Regions from separate parts of the Homo sapiens genome. Here region 2 is linked to region 1. A link is a loop called in an ENCODE intact Hi-C map of the cell type or tissue named here. Cell type or tissue: OCI-LY7. All regions are shown on one strand. Links, peaks and the distances in the headings refer to the core of each region. The heading gives the core; the rest is flanking DNA.

Evidence for each region. A loop is a pair of places that touch in the nucleus more often than their neighbours do. Peaks named below come from ENCODE experiments on the same cell type or tissue, not always from the same donor. Only the 100,000 strongest peaks of a DNase experiment are listed, where the experiment ranks them.
Region 2: a loop joins it to region 1, with 2.6 times the contacts of the local background. A loop is called at or near these places in 5 of 110 quality-filtered maps.

Annotation. Positions count from the first base shown.
Region 1 is chr6:13,354,316-13,362,648 of GRCh38, forward strand. GFOD1 (Gfo/Idh/MocA-like oxidoreductase domain containing 1) reads right to left here. Exons shown (of 2, transcript NM_018988.4): 2 at 3,515-8,333. Among named protein-coding and RNA genes, the nearest start is that of TBC1D7-LOC100130357, 30 kb to the left of the region's middle. RefSeq lists a silencer at 1,301-1,390. In OCI-LY7, for the core only: a CTCF peak has its summit at 4,326; DNase peaks (open chromatin) are centred at 336, 1,326, 1,886 and 2,662; H3K4me3 peaks cover 3,070 bases; H3K27ac peaks cover 3,039 bases.
Region 2 is chr6:13,458,200-13,466,532 of GRCh38, forward strand. The region is part of intron 1 of GFOD1 (Gfo/Idh/MocA-like oxidoreductase domain containing 1); the gene reads right to left. Among named protein-coding and RNA genes, the nearest start is that of GFOD1-AS1, 24 kb to the right of the region's middle. RefSeq lists enhancers at 3,492-4,164, 4,240-4,892, 4,893-5,544, 7,737-8,333. In OCI-LY7, for the core only: no CTCF peak of the experiment used is centred there; DNase peaks (open chromatin) are centred at 482, 4,362, 4,812 and 6,692; H3K4me3 peaks cover 3,217 bases; H3K27ac peaks cover 4,021 bases.

The sequences.
Region 1 (8,333 bases), core at 113-8,112:
CTTGAAGACTTCAGGTTCAGGGGATTTGCAAATCGCAAACGCAACAAGAAAGGACGAGGGGATCCAAGGTGCACTCGGGGTCTTAAGGATGTTGCTCATTTAACACAATTGTTGGCATTAAAGAATTTCCAGGAAATGTCAACAGTTGGGTAGCTTTGAACAGCCCTAAAAGTGACTCAGCCAGATGGTTCCTGTAAGAATTCCTCCCTCATTCCTCCTTGTCTGCCGTCCTCCTCCTCATACAAGCTGTTTCCAGAGTGCAGATTAAGGCTTGTCAGCCAAAGAGGAACCCTACTTCAGATATCTCAGGCAACATTTACTTATCTTCACAAGCTTCCTTATTTTAAGTGCAGAGCCCTCTGACCTTTCGCTGTTTGTTCCCCTTCATCTAATTTACCCTACGTGAACTACCGCTTTTCCTGCTCCCTTCTCCTTCCCTTGCTGGTCCATTAATGCCAGCTCCTTCCTCTCTTTTTTTCTCTCCATCCTTTCTTCTCTCCTGTTTCCTCAGGGAGATGTCGAGTTTTAGCACTTCACAGCCGGAGTGATACAGAGCTGCTCTTTCCAGGCTAGCTCTGTCTTTTGCTTCATGGCAGAAACTTGAGTGTCAAGTCCGGATCCCTTGGCCTAGAACTCTGAAGAGTCAGCCTCATTTGTTAGTTCCGAGACAGACAGCTTTGGGAAGCTGAGAAAGCGCAGATCCTGGTCTTGCTCCTCTCCCTGGAGTTTCACTAGCTCTCAGGCCTGCTTGGCCTTTGCTTCTGAGGAGTCTGGAGTGATTTGCCATTCCCACAGGCGCCTCAAATAGCCTATGTCTGACTTAAATCTGATCTAGACCCTTTCATCCTTCCTACAAGGGAGTTAATGACATAGGGAATTTCAACACTGAGCCTGAACCTGTGGGGTCTGTGCACATGACCTGCACATCAGGTGCAGCCCCTCAGGCCTTCCTAGGGTCCCTCCTTCCCAGGGCATTGATGGCCAATGATGAGCAGGTCAGAGACAAAGGGGCATACATACACATGTATTCCAGACTGTTGTTCTAGGATTGAGTCCCTTCAATGAGCGAGAAATGAATTAATCTATAATTGCCCAAGAAGGCTTCTAAAAGTGACTTAATCTTTCGCTTTCATTCATGGCTGAAGAGAAGCAGTTAAGGTGATTAGAATCTGTATAAAATCAGGAAAGAAAGGTGTTTCTATAATTAGAATGACATTTTAGAGGAAGTCCAACAACCAGCTTAGGTAGTTTATCTTACAGAGTTGTGGTTGGACCACAGCAATGCTACAAAAGCTGTCACAGCTCAAGTCATCGTTCAGGAATTTACCCAGCAGATGTAGACTCAGAGATAGGATTCAAAAGGGAGCCTCAACTTGAATGCACAAGGCAAAGGATTTTGAATAGCTTCCATTTGCATCAGTTTTTTGTAGCAGTCTTGGCTTAAGTAAATTGTAACACTGCGCTTCTGGCGGTGACTTGGCATAAACTCTGTGAAGTGATGTGCCTTCTTCATCTCTATCATCTAGACTTCTTGGACAACATTCCCTGCAGGGGCCATTACTACTGCCAAATGCATAAGGGCTGGGGTGGAGGAGTGAGGGCGCCAAGCCCAGGGGATATCTAGGCAGAGGGATCTTTCCTGCTTAAGCAAAAGTTAGGTAAATAAGGGTCAATAACATGGTAGCCTATGAATTAGAGTGAGGTGAAGTTATTTTTGTTTTCATTTCTATACAGAGTTGTGCATACATCATGTATCTGTAATTCATTCTTACAGTAATTGTAAGTCATTTCATTTTTTAGATCGAGTCACCCAGGCTTGTCACAACAGGTGCTAAAAATGCACAAGATAAAAGAAGCAAGAAGTGAAACCGGAAAATGGTTCTGTGAATCAGGGAGGTGGGGTGTATAGACAGACATCAGAGGACACCCAGGTTTCTCTTCATTTCACCAGTAAAGAGCAACCTGAATGACTTACCATGCAATTATATCTGTTCTTTTTAAGCAACAGTTCAGAGACTATGAAAGCAGCGCTGATCATATCATGTGGTTTACTAGGAGGCATATAATCGCAGGTTTACAAAGCAAGAAATGGGACTAAATTGAGACAAACCAACATCACAAAGAGAATCCAAAATCCATGAAAGAAGAACTAGCTCCTAGATTTAAAATTTATATAACTGGTTAGGAGATTCGAGTTTTCATTGAGGGTTGGTTCTCAAGTCACATTGCTGAAAGAAACTTAGGGGAATGGATGCCATCGTGATGACACTTCACATTTGGGTGGATGGTGCTTTTAGTTTTGACAAAGCACTCTCCTTTTTGGCCTTATTTAGAACTGCTGTTAGATTTACTGCAGAATCATGTGGTATGAGAATGTCATATGTTCAAGACAATAATCTATGTGGATACAGGGGGTTGCTACAATGTTATCATAATAGATGGACTGAATTCTGGATGTATTTATATCAGGACCTGCTCATGAAGGAGTGAATGAGATTTCAGATTTTGCAGTATTAATTCTTATTTTTAAGTGAAGGGGAAACCATAGACCAGAAGGAACATTCATGAGCATTCTCTAAGACTCAGCAAAAGATAGAAAGGAAAGGCCAGCCCCTCCATAAAACACTCTATGTCATGCAAATTTGAAATTAGGCTGAGCTCAATCTGCGATGGTTGCCCTTAAACACTGCTAAGAAGGAAGTAAGCAAAGACGCTCTTTTAAATGGTCAGTGCTGGGCACAGTGGCTCATGCCTGTAATCCCAGCACTTTGGGAGGCTGAGGCACGCAGATCGCTTGAGTCCAGGAGTTCGAGACCAGCCTGGGCAACATGATGAAACCCCATCTCTACAAAATACAGAAAAAAAAAAATTAGCTGGGCGTGGTGGCATGTGCCTGTAATCCCAGCAACCCAAGAGCCTAAAGTGGTAGGATCGCTTGAGCCACAGGAGGTAGAGGGTGCAGTGAGCTGTGATCATGCCACTGCTCTCCAGCCTGGGTGACAGAGTAAGATCCTGTATCAAAAAAAAAAAAAAATTGTTTTTCAGTGCTTGGTGTGAAGTATTAGGTTACAGTGTTAAAATACTAGAGAATTCTAGAGAATTCTAAAATTTGCTCCCCCAATCTAAGAGCTATGTTCTCATCCTCTTGTTGTCTACACTAGCTTTGGTTGTCCACACTAGCTTTGGACACACAAACACATACCCAGAGGCCATAGGTAGGTTACTTGCCTTTCATTTTCACATTTCCAAAATGAGGGTTTGAACCAGATGGCTTTGAAGTGCCTCCAGTTCCCACACGCGTTGGTTTTCAATCAAAATTGTAGGTCTGTTGATTTCCATTGTTCAGCTTCATGGATGCTGACTCATGAACAGCCTCCCCCAGCACACACACAAACACCACAGGCACCCACACCCCTCTACCTTGGATGCACCCATTCATGCTTCAGATCCCACAAACTGATCAGGCGCCTATATTGAGAGCAGCAGGGTGTAAAAAACAGGCAAAGAGCTGGAATTGTATTTTCTTTTAAATCTTTATTTATCCTTTTCATTCCTTTATCCCACCAATGCAAATTGCGGAGAACAGCTGGAAGCCACGTCAGAGCGGCACAGGCCAGCTGGCTGAGTGATGCTGACCGCTGGCTCCGAGCATCGAGCATCGCAGAGATCACAACGGGCATCAGCTCTGGAGCTCCTAGCGGCAGGCACAGGGCTGCTGGAGGCCCGCAGGGAGGGCCGCCTCCCAGCTTCCACAGTAGTTTGGCCTTAAAAACACTAAGAACAGTTGCATTCATTGTCTTTTTTTTTCTTCTTTTTTTCCTTTAATAATAAAAAAGAAAACCAAAACCTCCTATAATTTATAAGCTATGTTTGACTATCTACATTATATAGAAAATATAGACTCTGTTTACTTTATAACACACATCTTTTTCCCTTGATAAATAACTCTTTAAAATATCTAGTATACATGCCTTGACTTCTTATATATATAAGTTTGGTTTTATACATATACATACATATATACTCATGTTTGTAAAACACAATAAATATATACTCGACAATGACAGCCAAACAAATGCCATTTTGGTTAAAAAACACAACAACAACAATAAAAAGCAGATGAAGTACTATAAAAGCACCAGGCAGCAGACAGAAAGTCACATTTGCTAGAAACTTCTCCCTCCCCTGGGCAAGGCACAGGGCAGAATACTAAATACGTCCAGGTGCCTGAAAGAGAAGGAAGGCAGCAAAGGAATGGGTCAGATCACAAGCTTTTGTTTTGTTTCTTAGCCTGGGATTAGACCAAGAATCACAAGTAAGTCATTGCGTTTATAAGGAAAAACCAAGGGGCTCATTCAACAGCTTAGCCCTTGTGGTGGCTGCAGGGGACAGTAGAGACCTGGAAGGGGAAGGAGAGAGACAGTGACCTGGTGACAACTCCATGACTATTGTCTAGCCCCTGCCTACATCTGCCCAGGCAAGCTTTTGATTGCCACACTAAGCATCAAGCCATTGCATATAATATGTTCTTTTCATGACTCTATTCACTGCTGGTGTAAACAGAAAGGAGTATTCAGTAGTGCAACACTTTGGGAGGCTGAATGAGAGCCACAGTTTCGGTGGCCCCCTCAAGGGCTCCAGCAAATGGGGACTGTGACGTGGGGGAGAAAAAGGCCAGTGGGCCATTGCCTTCCACTCCTGAGACAGTACCGGCTTCACCTCCAGATGCCACTGGGAACACTGAGCCCATCACCTTTTAAAGAAGCGCAGGAGGTCTTGACTCTTCCTATGAGAAGTCCCAGAAGCCCCAGTCAGTCTGGGTGGGGGGTCCCCTGAAACTCAGAGCACGCTCCAGCTGCTGGCTCCTGTGCCTGGCGGGGAGAAGGTGGAGAGGCGGGCATGCCTGCCGCTGAGAAAGACATAATAACGCTCCAGCTGCACACCCCTTTTCTTCCACGGCCCTCCTCTTTCTCCCCAAAAGGAAACTAAAATGTGGGGTTCTGATCATTGATTTTTAAACAAGCTCCCCAATGTCATGGCCTCTGCTCTGTAAACTCCAAGGCTCTGATGGCCAAAAACGTAGGCGGTGGTGGAGCAGTAGGCGGTGTCAAGGCTAGATTTGTATTAATATCTAGGAGTGGGGTGGGGATGCAGGTGGAGGGTGAGCCAAGTAGACCAAGCCTCAGGAAATCCCAGAGGTGAAGATTTGATGCACATCCCCCATCCTTGCCAAATAAAATACAAGTTAGAGGTCATTGTTCACATTACAGTCACAATGGGACATTTTAAACAGCTCGTTTTCTGAGTACATTCAAGACATAATTGAATTTATTTTAAAAAATGGATTTCCCGGCTGGGCACGGTGGATCACGCCTGTCATCCCAGCACTTTGGGAGGTCAAGGCGGGCGGATCACAAGGTCAGGAGTTCAAGACCAGCCTGACCAATATGGGGAAACCTTGTCTCTACTAAAAATACAAAAATTAGCCGGGCATGGTGGCGTGCGTCTGTAATCCCAGCTACTCAGGAGGCTGAGGCAGGAGAATCGCTTGAACCCGGGAGGCGGTGTTGCAGTGAGCTGAGATCACGCCATTGCACTCCAGCCTGGGTGACAGAGTAAGACTCTGTCTCAAAAAAAAAAAAAAAAGGATTTCCAGATTTCCCTGCAACTGCTCAGCGAATTGAGGTCCAATGCAGGTCTAATTCCAACTTCTCTGCCACTAGCCACAGGACTTCAGACAAGTCACTTCATCTCTCTGAGCCTCCTTTCCCTAGAGCTCTGGAGGTGCTATGTGAGGCAGCATGAGACTTAAGAGGCAGAAAACCTGACTTTTTGTCCTGGCTCTACCACTAAAGATGTGGGTGGCCTTGACCATCACTCTCTGTTATGTAAAACAAAAGGACGGCTATTGGACTGTGAAGCCCCTTCAGATGCAGCTGAATTTACCTTCTGCCCAGAAAATCATTAACAAAGCTGATTCTGCCCCCAGTACCCACCAGAATGCAAGAGATCAGATCAGAAACCCAACTTATGATCACAGGCCAAATTCAATAGCTGTGGCTATGAGACAAGATGAAGAGAGTAGGGGTGCAAAGAAAGGTGCAGTGCACAGCTAAAATTGGAGTGACAAACAAACGAACTTTAAAGCCCCACTCCCTGAGAAAGGACATTTTCCTACGTTATATTCAGACCCCCAAGAGCAAATTCCAAGGCCATCTATAATAGTCAGCCAACAAGATTTTGAAAATCCCCAGCCCTGAGGCTTGCTGCATCACCTACAATCAAAATGAACATAGGAAGTCAATTTTAAAAAAGGCTGAGTGATATTTCCATTTTGGAATGGGAAGAAACACTGGCTACTTCTATGTGCAGCTCTACAGCCTCCTGGCAGAACATCAGATGTTGCATCCTGCTGAACAGGAGGGTGCTGACAGCAGGCTGAGTGGAGCCGCAGGTTAGTCCATGCTTGTCACAGTCCTTCCTGGGTGTGAGAGCAGACCCCGTAGACATTGATAAGGAGCGGTTTCCTGCCTGGCAAGAACAGGAGGTGCCCACATCTCTTCCTGGGAGGCAGTGTGGTCTGGAGGAGAAGATTAAGGATTTGAATGACCTCATTTCTGCCTAACAGTTGTGTGACTTTGAACAAGTTCCTCTTCCTCTTACTGCCTCCATTTTCTCATGTGTATAAAAGAAATAGCAATACCCAACACTATAGGGTTGTTTTTATGGATTGTATGAGATAACATACTTAAAATACTCTGCACACAGTGGACAAGTCTTGGAGTTGGCCAGTCTTGGAGTTGGCCAAGACTACCCTAGAGTCCAGATATAACTGGCACAGTGGTATTTGCTGCCATGTAGGCTAAGGGGGGTCTGGGGTGCCCTACAATGCAATTGTCTGTTGAGAGGAGAAGTCTTGGAGGAGCTGACAGTGATCACAGATTCAAACTTTTCAAATAGGCCCAGGGCACTCCCAAACATTTTTTAAATACCAGGTAAGAACCCTGACCCACACCCTCCCTCATAACTTGGAATCTAGGCCATTCGCACATTGATGGGAACGAAACAGGCATGCAGGAACTAAATGGGAAGACTCTTAAAGCACTGCCTCCTTGCATCGAGGCCCTTGAAACACATTAAACAAAGCAGAAAGGAGCCAAAAGATTGCTGGGTTTTAGTCCTAGGTCAAAGTCAGCTGTGGGTACCCAGACCCCTAAAGGCATGATGAACGGTGCTGGGCTGAAACAAAGTCCTTCTGCAGAACACTGTTGAAGGCTAGAGATTTCAGCTTCATATAGCTACCCCAAATCAAGTCTTTGCATGTGGTGGGATAAGGGCAAATGGAGCACTAAAGGAGTATCTCAAACCCATTTGCTACAGTTTATATTTAAAGAAAATGAACTATCCAGTTCTTTTCTTTCTCTTGTTCCTTCACCTACCTACTACATGCATTTCAGTAGATAAAATTTGAGTACACACACTAAAATATTTTTTCATGCCTCTTTTAAAGAATATATGTTCTTTCTAATACCCCAGCTTCAAATGAGATTTTTTGTTTTAGACATTAAATATGTATTACAGAGCTTAGAGGCCTTTGTGGGGACCTCTCTCCAAAACCCGAAGTTTTGGGAAAAGATTTCGCGAGTATTATGGTTTAGTACAGAAACATACAATTGAAACCCCAGGAATATCCCTATTTAGGTTATGAATGACTTAGAAAAATGAAACCCATTGAATCATTTTGTTTACTTTCCCTTCATCCTTAATCGGAGCCCTTCAGGCTAGCTAGAAAATAATAATAATAATAATTCCAATGTTTCCCCAAAAACTACTTTCCCAGGGAGCAATTTAGAAGAACCAGAATCAGCTGGGTGTGGTGGCTCACGCCTGCAACCCCAGCACTTTGCAAGGCCAAGGCAGGTGGATCAAGAGGTCAGGAGATCGAGACCATGCTGGCTAATACAGTGAAACCCCGTCTCTACTAAAAATACAAAAAATTAGCCGGCTGTGGTGGCAGCCACCCGTAGTCCCTGCTGCTCGGGAGGCTGAGACAGGAGAATCGCTTGAACCTGGGAGGCAGAGGTTGCAGTGAGCTGAGATCACACCACTGCACTCCAGCTTGGGTGACAGAGCGAGACTCCATTTCAAAAAAAAAAAAAAAAAAAGAAGAAGAATGTGAACCAAAGCAGTCCATGACATGGGCCTCTGTTCAAACTATTATTGGGAGACTTCCATTCCAGCAAATCTCTGGTTTGGAACTGATAGCTGCAAGAGCTGGAATGCTGACCATGAAGTCTGTCAGCAACAGGTCAGGGACCACAACAAACCACGCA
Region 2 (8,333 bases), core at 176-8,175, 100 kb after region 1:
CTCTGCCTCCTCGGTTCAAGTGATTCTCCTGCCCCAGCCTCCCGAGTAGCTGGGATTAAAGGCACCTGCCACCATGCCCAGCTAATTTTTGTATTTTTAGTAGAGACACGGTTTCACCATGTTGGCCAGGCTTGTCTTGAACTCCTGACCTTGTGATCCGCCCCCGCTTGGCCTCCCAAAGTGCTGGGATTAAAAGCACAAGCCCCCACGTCCAGCCTGTATTATACAATATTTTATATACTATTTCCAAACCCCTTTGAAATGAAGATGTAATCAATAATGCTCTCCACTGAACTCATCAGGTGATCTCGCATGGTGGAGGAGGCACACTGACCTTGATTTCAGTCCCAGAGCCCTTCCTGTACTATCTGTGTGACCTTCAACAAGTGACCTAAACTCTCTAAGCCCCATTTTCCTCTTCTACAAAATGGTACTAATACCTGCATTATAGGGTTGTTGGGACCTTAGAGGGACAAAAATATGCTGATATGAAAGTGCTTTGTGCAGGTGGTATTGTCACTAAGGCAGCCAGCAAAAAGACTCCATTTCCCCTTGAGCAAAAAAAAAAAAAAAAAAAAAAAAAAAAAGTGAGAGGGGGCTGAAGAGCATTTGGGGCATGATTTCTTGTAAGAAGTGATGATGGAATAGTGAGAAGAGAAGCCTAAAGAACAGCCAGAATGGTAACTGATAGATAATGCCTGTGTTTGTTTATCAAAGGCAGGTGGACAGCAAGAAGAAAGGCACATGCAGAAAGGATCCAGAGATTTTGTCCTATCTTGCTGTGGTTTGAATGTTTGTGTGCCCTCCAAAATATATGAATTGGAAACTTAATCCCCAATGCAAAAGTGTTGGGAGGTGAGGTCTAACGGTAGGTGCCAGGGCCACAAGGGCTCTGCTCTGATGAGTGGGTTAATGCTGCTATCAAAAGAGCTTGCAGTGGTACTGGCATCAAAATAGACACATAGACCAATGGAACAGAATAGAGATCTCAGAAATAAGACCACACATTTCCAACCATCTAATCTTCGACAAACCTGACAAAAACAAGCAATGGGGAAAGGATTCCCTATTTTATAAATGGTGCTGGGAAAACTGGCTAGCCATATGCAGAAAACTGAAACTGGACCCCTTCCTTACACCTTATACAAAAATTAACTCAAGATGGATTAAAGACTTAAATATAAAATCCAAAACCATAAAAACCCTAGAAGAAAATCTAAGCAATACCATTAAGGATATAGGCATGGGCAAAGATTTTATGATGAAACTGCCAAAAGCAATTGCAACAAAAGCAAAAATTGACAAATGGGATCTAATTAAACTAAAGAGCTTCTACACAGCAAAAGAAACTATCATCAGAGCAAACAGACAACCTACAGAATGGGAAAAAATTTTTGCAATCTACCCATCTGACAAAGGTTTAATATCCAGGACCTACAAGGAACTTAAATTTATAAGAAAAAAACAACCCCATCAAAAAGTAGGCAAAGGACATAAACAGACACTTCTCAAAAGAGGACATTTATGCAGCCAACAAACATATGAAAAAAAGCTCAACATCACTGATCGTTAGAGAAATGCAAATCAAAACCACAATGAGATACCATCTCATGCCAGTCAGAATGGTGATTATTAAAAAGTCAAGAGGCTCATTACAGGCATGGTGGCTCACACCTGTAATCCCAGCACTTTGGGAGGCTGAGGTGGGCAGATCACCTGAAGTCAGGAGTTCAAGATCAGCCTGGCCAACATGGTGAAACCCCATCTCTACTAAAAATATAAAAATTAACTGGGCATGGTGTTGTGTGCCTGTAATCCCAGCTACTGGGGAGGCTGAGGCAGGAGAATCACTTGAACTCAGGAGGCGGAGGTTACAGTGAGCCGAGATCGCGCCACTGCACTCCAGCTTGGGAGACAATGTGAGACTTCATCTCAAAAAATAAAAATAAAAAGTCAAGAAATAACAGATGCCGGCAAGGCTGTGGAGAAATAGGAACACTTTTACACTGTTGATGGGAATGTAAATTAGCTCAACCATTGTGGAAGACACTGTGGTGATTCCTCAAGAATCTAGAGCCAGAAATACCATTTGGCCCAGCAATCCCATTACTAGGTATATACTCAAAGGAATATAAATCATTGTTATAAAGATACATGCATGCATATGTTTACTGCAACACTATTCACAATAGCAAAGACACGGAATCAACCCAAATCCCCATCAATGATAGACTGGATAAAGAAAATGTGGTACATATACACCATGGAATACTATGCAGCCATAAAAAGGATCAAGATCATGTCCTTTGCAGAAACATGGATGGAGCTGGAAGCCATCATTCTCAGCAAACTTCTGTTCCTGTGAACAGAAAAGCAAACACTACATGTTCTAACTTATAAGTGGGAGCTGAATAATGAGAACACATGGACACAGGGAGGGGAACAACACACACCGGGGCCTGTTGGGGGTGTGGGGAGAGGGAGTGTATCAGGATAAATATCTAATGCATGCAAGATAAATATCTAATGCATATTAATACCTAGGTGACGGGTTGATAGGTACAGCAAACCACCATGGCACACATTCACCTATGTAACAAATCTGCATGTCCTGCATACGTATTCCAGAACTTAAAATAAAATAACATTTTTTTAAAAAGGGTTTGCAGGAGTAAGTCTACTCTCTTCTGCCCTTCCACCATGTGAGGACACAGAGTTTGCCAATTTTTGCCCTATTCTGCCAGGTGAGGACACCTCAAGAAGGCCCTCAGCAGACACCAGATGCTGGCACCTTGGTCCTGGACTCCAGTCTTCCAGAACTGTGAAAAATACATTTCTGTTTGCTATCAATTATCTGGCCTGTGCTCTTCTGTTACAGCAGCACAAGACTGTCTAAGATGTATCTTTGTCTATTGGCATGGGTTATGAGTGTGTGTACTGTCTACTTTTAACCTTCCACACTGACTCCCTAGAAGCCCAGAATCCACCTCACCATGTTTGCAGTCTCCTTCACAGCCCTTGGTGGGGTATCTTGTGCATGGTGGGTCCTCAGTAAGTGTGCTGCTCTCTTGATCAGGAGCAGCCCTCGGCCCTCTTTGTAGTGTCATTGAGCCAGAGCTGCTAGGGAGAAGGAGGGACACTGAGTTTGAAGGGGAAGGGAGGCATCCAGCCTTTACAGGCCCAGCCCCACACAGACCCTTGCTCCAATGCCATCTGAAACATGCTGGGGCTCCCAAGTCAACTACCACAGCTGGGATTCCTCCAGTGCAGACTTGTCACCATCACCATGGCCTCAGTTGGCTGAGCCCAAGCTGCCGGCCCCCGCTTGTTTTTACATCCACTGTCAGCTCATACCTTCCACCCTCCGCAGCAGGGTGGCACCACTCTGCCCCCACATTGCCCGGTCACCTCTGTGGCTGTCTGCTGTCAGCTGCATCTGTGAGTGGTGTGCTGGTGTTTTTCCCTTAAGCTGGTGTGTACCAGGGTTCACTCTCTCCCTCACATGAACTCCTTGCCTCTGACTTCAGAGAGAAAGGAGGCTCTTTCTCCATCATCCCACCTCACCCCAGGCTCAGCTCTTTCCAGAAAACACACGAGCCAGGCTCAGCCTCTACCAAGAGAGCTGGATTGTGGAGGACCAGGGTTCCCACCTCTCAGAGTGATGGGCACCAAGAACGCCACTTGCACCCTGTGTACCAAGCATGGTGCAATGAGTCACCAATGCCCTGGGGCAGAGCAGGCCACCTCCAGCTGGTCAGGCCTCAAGTTGAGAGGCAGCAGAGTAGCGCAACAGCACAAATGCTGGGAGTCAAGCTCTGACACCACCAGCTCCTAGTTGTGTAACGCTGGGCAAGGTCCTTAACCTCTCGGTTTCTCCATGTGCAAGTGAAGAGTCACTTCCTCAGACTGTAGTGGTAAGAATTAAGTGAGATGCTTGGCACATGGCAAATACCATGGGGTTTGCATTTATGTCGCGGGTGAGGAAGGATCTGATATAGTGTGTCTTCAAAAGTATTGCACTATTTTTTAAAATGCCCCTCATTATCTCTATACAGAGAGAATAAGAAGCAAACAAGGACCTCGCAACCTTGGACCGCTTCATTCTAATCAGGGAATGGATATTTTTGTTCCCAATTTGTGAATGTCATAAATTAGGGTTCTTCCTAGGATTTCTGCCCCTATTTGTACCCCACCCATCAGAGCCACAAGGAATTGTCAGAACGTCTCAGATCACTTCTGGGCTCAGCACAAATCAATGGGCTGTGTGAGCCTCACACCCAATTCATCTTCAGTCCGGTCAACTGTGAGCACCTGGGAGAAGGAAGTGCTTTCTGAGAAGTCAAATAAGCCAAGTGATACAGTCTGCCAAACCCACCTCCTCTGTCAAGGTTGACTATCATTACTTTTCTTCTTGCTGACAGTGAGGAGGAAATCACCCCTCCCCCATCATTTCCTGGGCCCCTTAATGTTCCCAGCAGGGTCCTGAGGTCAGTGAAATCATAGGTCTTTTCTAGTTCCAGCTGCTGGAATTTAAACAAATCCTATCCGCCAAACCTCCAACAGAATTACTGGCTTTACAAACAACACACAACAAAAACAAACTAAACCCAACCCGATGGTTAACCTATGCACCAAACTGCCACTGTCATCTCCGTTCGTAACATTCTGCCTCTCGGCTGAGAGAGTTCTTATCCTTGAGAAGAAAGCAACAGCGAGATAAAAGTGAAGCATCTCCTGTTCAGGTTGCAAATGCCATCCCAGAGCTCAGCAAGTCAGCGAAGATGGGCTGCTAAGATTTCACGAGGCAGAGAGCAGCTCTCTTTTCAAACTGTCAAGAAATACAGGTGAGCAATTAAGCAACTGAAAGGGAAGAAGGACCCAGCTTCTTAAAGAGCATTTAAAAATGCAAAGCACATTATCTGTGACACCGCCCAGGGTACTTAATTAACTCCATGCCCAGCTGAAAGCCCAAAGCCTGGCTTTCCAGACCACCGGAATGCAGAAGGGTGGGGCTGGCAGCCCCTGGGGAGATGACTGAGTCTGGCCTCCCAGTTTACAGATGCTGCACTTGGAAAAAGGGGTCTCACTGCCAATTAGCGAGTTAGGGGCAGGCACAGGGCAGCAACCCAGATCTGTGCTGTCCATCACAGGAGCCACAAATTAATTAAAATGAAAGACAATTTAAAATCCAGCTCCTCATTCACACTGGCCTCAGTTCATATGCTCAGTAGCCATACGGGGCCAGTGGCTACCATGTTGGACAGCGCAAAACAGAATATTTTCATGGTCTTGGAAACGTCTATGGACAGGACTGCTCCAGATCACAAGCTCTTTCCACGTCACCGGGGTGTGGGTCTTTTCTTTAACCCACAGTTATCCGTCCATTAAGCATGGTGAAATCAGTTCAGTGGGTCACAGCCAGCTTTTCCTCTTCTTGTTAATGAAATGAAAGAAAGAAAATACGATAGCATTTCACGTGCCAATGAAACAAGGGTAAGCATCATGTCATAAACCTTATGTTTATTTTTATTTATATTCATACATACATACGTAGGTTATCTGTAAATTTTTTAACACTGATACAGTATATATATGCTATATAGGTACACTATATACACTAATTATGATCCAGTACATAAATACAAAGATAAATATATATCTATCCAGCAGGGTCTTGAGGTCAGTGAAATCATGGGTCTTTTCTAGTTCCATCTGCTGGAATTTAAACAAATCCTACCTGCCAAACCTCAAACTTAATCACTGGCTTTACAAACAACATACAACAAAAAACAAACCATATATACGTATATACCGGATCATAATATAAAATTTGTTCTCCCTGTAAGTCAGGGTCAGAAAAAGTTACTCTGCTGGCCTGCAGATGTTTGGGTGATTTACCCCCACTCATTTTCCCCTTTCCCAAATGACTCAGATCACGAGAGAGTGAGGCAAAGTGTCTGCTCCACAGTGCCACACATGGGTTTTCCTGCAGACCTGATTTTCCATGCACTCTTCCCTGTAAACCCATTTCCTCTGGACACACAGCCAGGCAAGTGGAAGGCTCCAGACGTTCATCTGGGTTCCAGTGCCCCCAGCACAAGTAAGGGCAGAAGGCAGTGGGCAGGGAGACCACAGCTGAGCCAGCATCCATGCTACGGGTTGTGAAGTCCTGCCCTTCTATCCTTACCACAGAACGAAGACTTGTTAGAATGTCAACAGTGTCCAGAAATCATTCTTGCTCCCTAGGACCACAAGCTCCTCCCTGTCCAGCTATAGTTCTATAGTTCTTAGAGGTCAGAAGAAACTGAAATACTCTTTCCCTCATTGTGATGGTTAATTTCAATATATCAACTTGGCTAAGCCACAACAGCCAGATATTGGGTGACACACTTTTCCGGATGCTCCTGTGAAAGTATTTTTTAAATGAGATTAACATTTATATCAGTAGATACTAAGTAAAGCAGACACCCTGTATAATGTGCTGGGCCTCATCCAATCAGTTGAAGGCTTTACAAGAAACAAACCGATTTCTTCTGAAGAGGAGGAATTCCGCCAGCAGATTGCTTTGGACTTGAACTGCAACATTAACTTTTCTTTAGGTCTCTAGCCCACTGGCCAGGTCTACCCTGCAGGGCTTCCCTGCACCCTCTCTTCCTCTTTCCGTGTGTGTGTGTGTGTGTGTGTGTGTGTGTGTGTGTGTGTGTGTGTATCCTTTTGGTTCTGTTTCTCTGAAGAAACAGAAGTTTCCTTGACTACTACCTTCCTCGTCATTCAAGGCTCTCTGAAATGCTACCTCCTCTGTGCAGCCACACCTGATTTCCTCTGCCAAATATAATTGCTTCTTCTTCTGTGCTCATTCTCATAGTATATTTCTTGTGCCACATTTTTGCAAACAATTACTAAGCTTTGTACTATCATTAATTGATCATCTAAAGCAGGGGTGTCCAATCTTTTGGCTTCCCTGGGCCACATTGGAAGAATTGTCTTGGGCCACATACAAAATACAACAATAGCTGATGAGCTAAAAAAAAATGCAAAAAATTTTCATAATGTTTTAAGAAAGTTTATGAATGTGTGTTGGGCTGCATTCAGAGCTATCCTGGGCCACATGCATCCCACAGGCAGGGGTTGGACAAGCTTGATCTAAAGCTTAGATTCTAAATCTTGTTGCTCAAAGCTTGGTCCATGAACCAGCAGCATCAGCATGCCCTGGAAGCTTGCTAGACATGCAGAATCTCAGGCTCCACCCCAGACCTACAGAATCAGAATCTGCATTTTAACAGATGCCTAGGTGATTCACACGCACATTAAAATTTAAGCAGCACTGCTGTAAACAAGTGCTTCTTAACATTGAGGAGCTTTAAAAAACATGTATACCTAGTTCCTACCCTCAGAGACGCTGATGTAACCGGTCTGGGGTGCGGCCTGGGCTTCAGGATGTTTGACACCTTCCCAGGTGTTCCTAACTCATAGTCAAGCCTGAGAACCACCGTAACAAACCCCTTGTCTTAGAAGGAGAATTGAGCCCAGTGAAGCTGAGGGACCCCTGTTAAGGTCATAAAGTGAGTTAGTATCAGGAATGAGAAACCTACCAAGGTTTCCTGTCTCCCTAAAAATGTTTTAAGGAAAGAGGAAAAAGATCCATGTGCACTATCAGCACATTTATAATGAAACCTGGGTCATCCAACACCCAGCTGACACAGGAAACTGTCATCATACCAAATATCTCCTCTGTAGGGAGGAACCAGCAGGATTCTCTAGAAATAAAAGAAATGACTCAGCCTAGGTTGGATCTTAGGAACACTTCTCATTTAAAATGACTGTCAAACACCAAATTTGACAAATTTACATCAAGAGTAAAGTTACTGCTAGGGCAGATGGGTGCCACCTCTGATCTCGGAGGACCCAAAAATGTCCCATGTGGATACAGGCAAGTCTCCACTGGCTCCTTCATTCTCTGCTAATCCTGGGATGCTTTGGTTATGTCACTTCTTTGGAAGGTACAAGATGATGGTATAGTGCCTTCTCTTTATTGCCATATGGCATGGAGTTTTGATCTGAGTTAGAAGATAATAGACAGAAAAGATGAGAGAAGTAAAGTAAACAGATTTCTTTTCCTTTCAAGACCCTCTCTGGGTTTTACATTTATACTGGCCTGGTGAGGTCCACTAATTCTTCCATCAGGGTTATGACCAGTAACAACAGGCTTTCCACCCACACAGATTACTAATGTCACATCCTCTACCTTTGAAGAAGGGTAACTACATGCCGAGGGAGCCTGTCAGTGGCAGGCACCCACATAAAAAGTGGCTGTACCCGCCAGTGACTCAAGT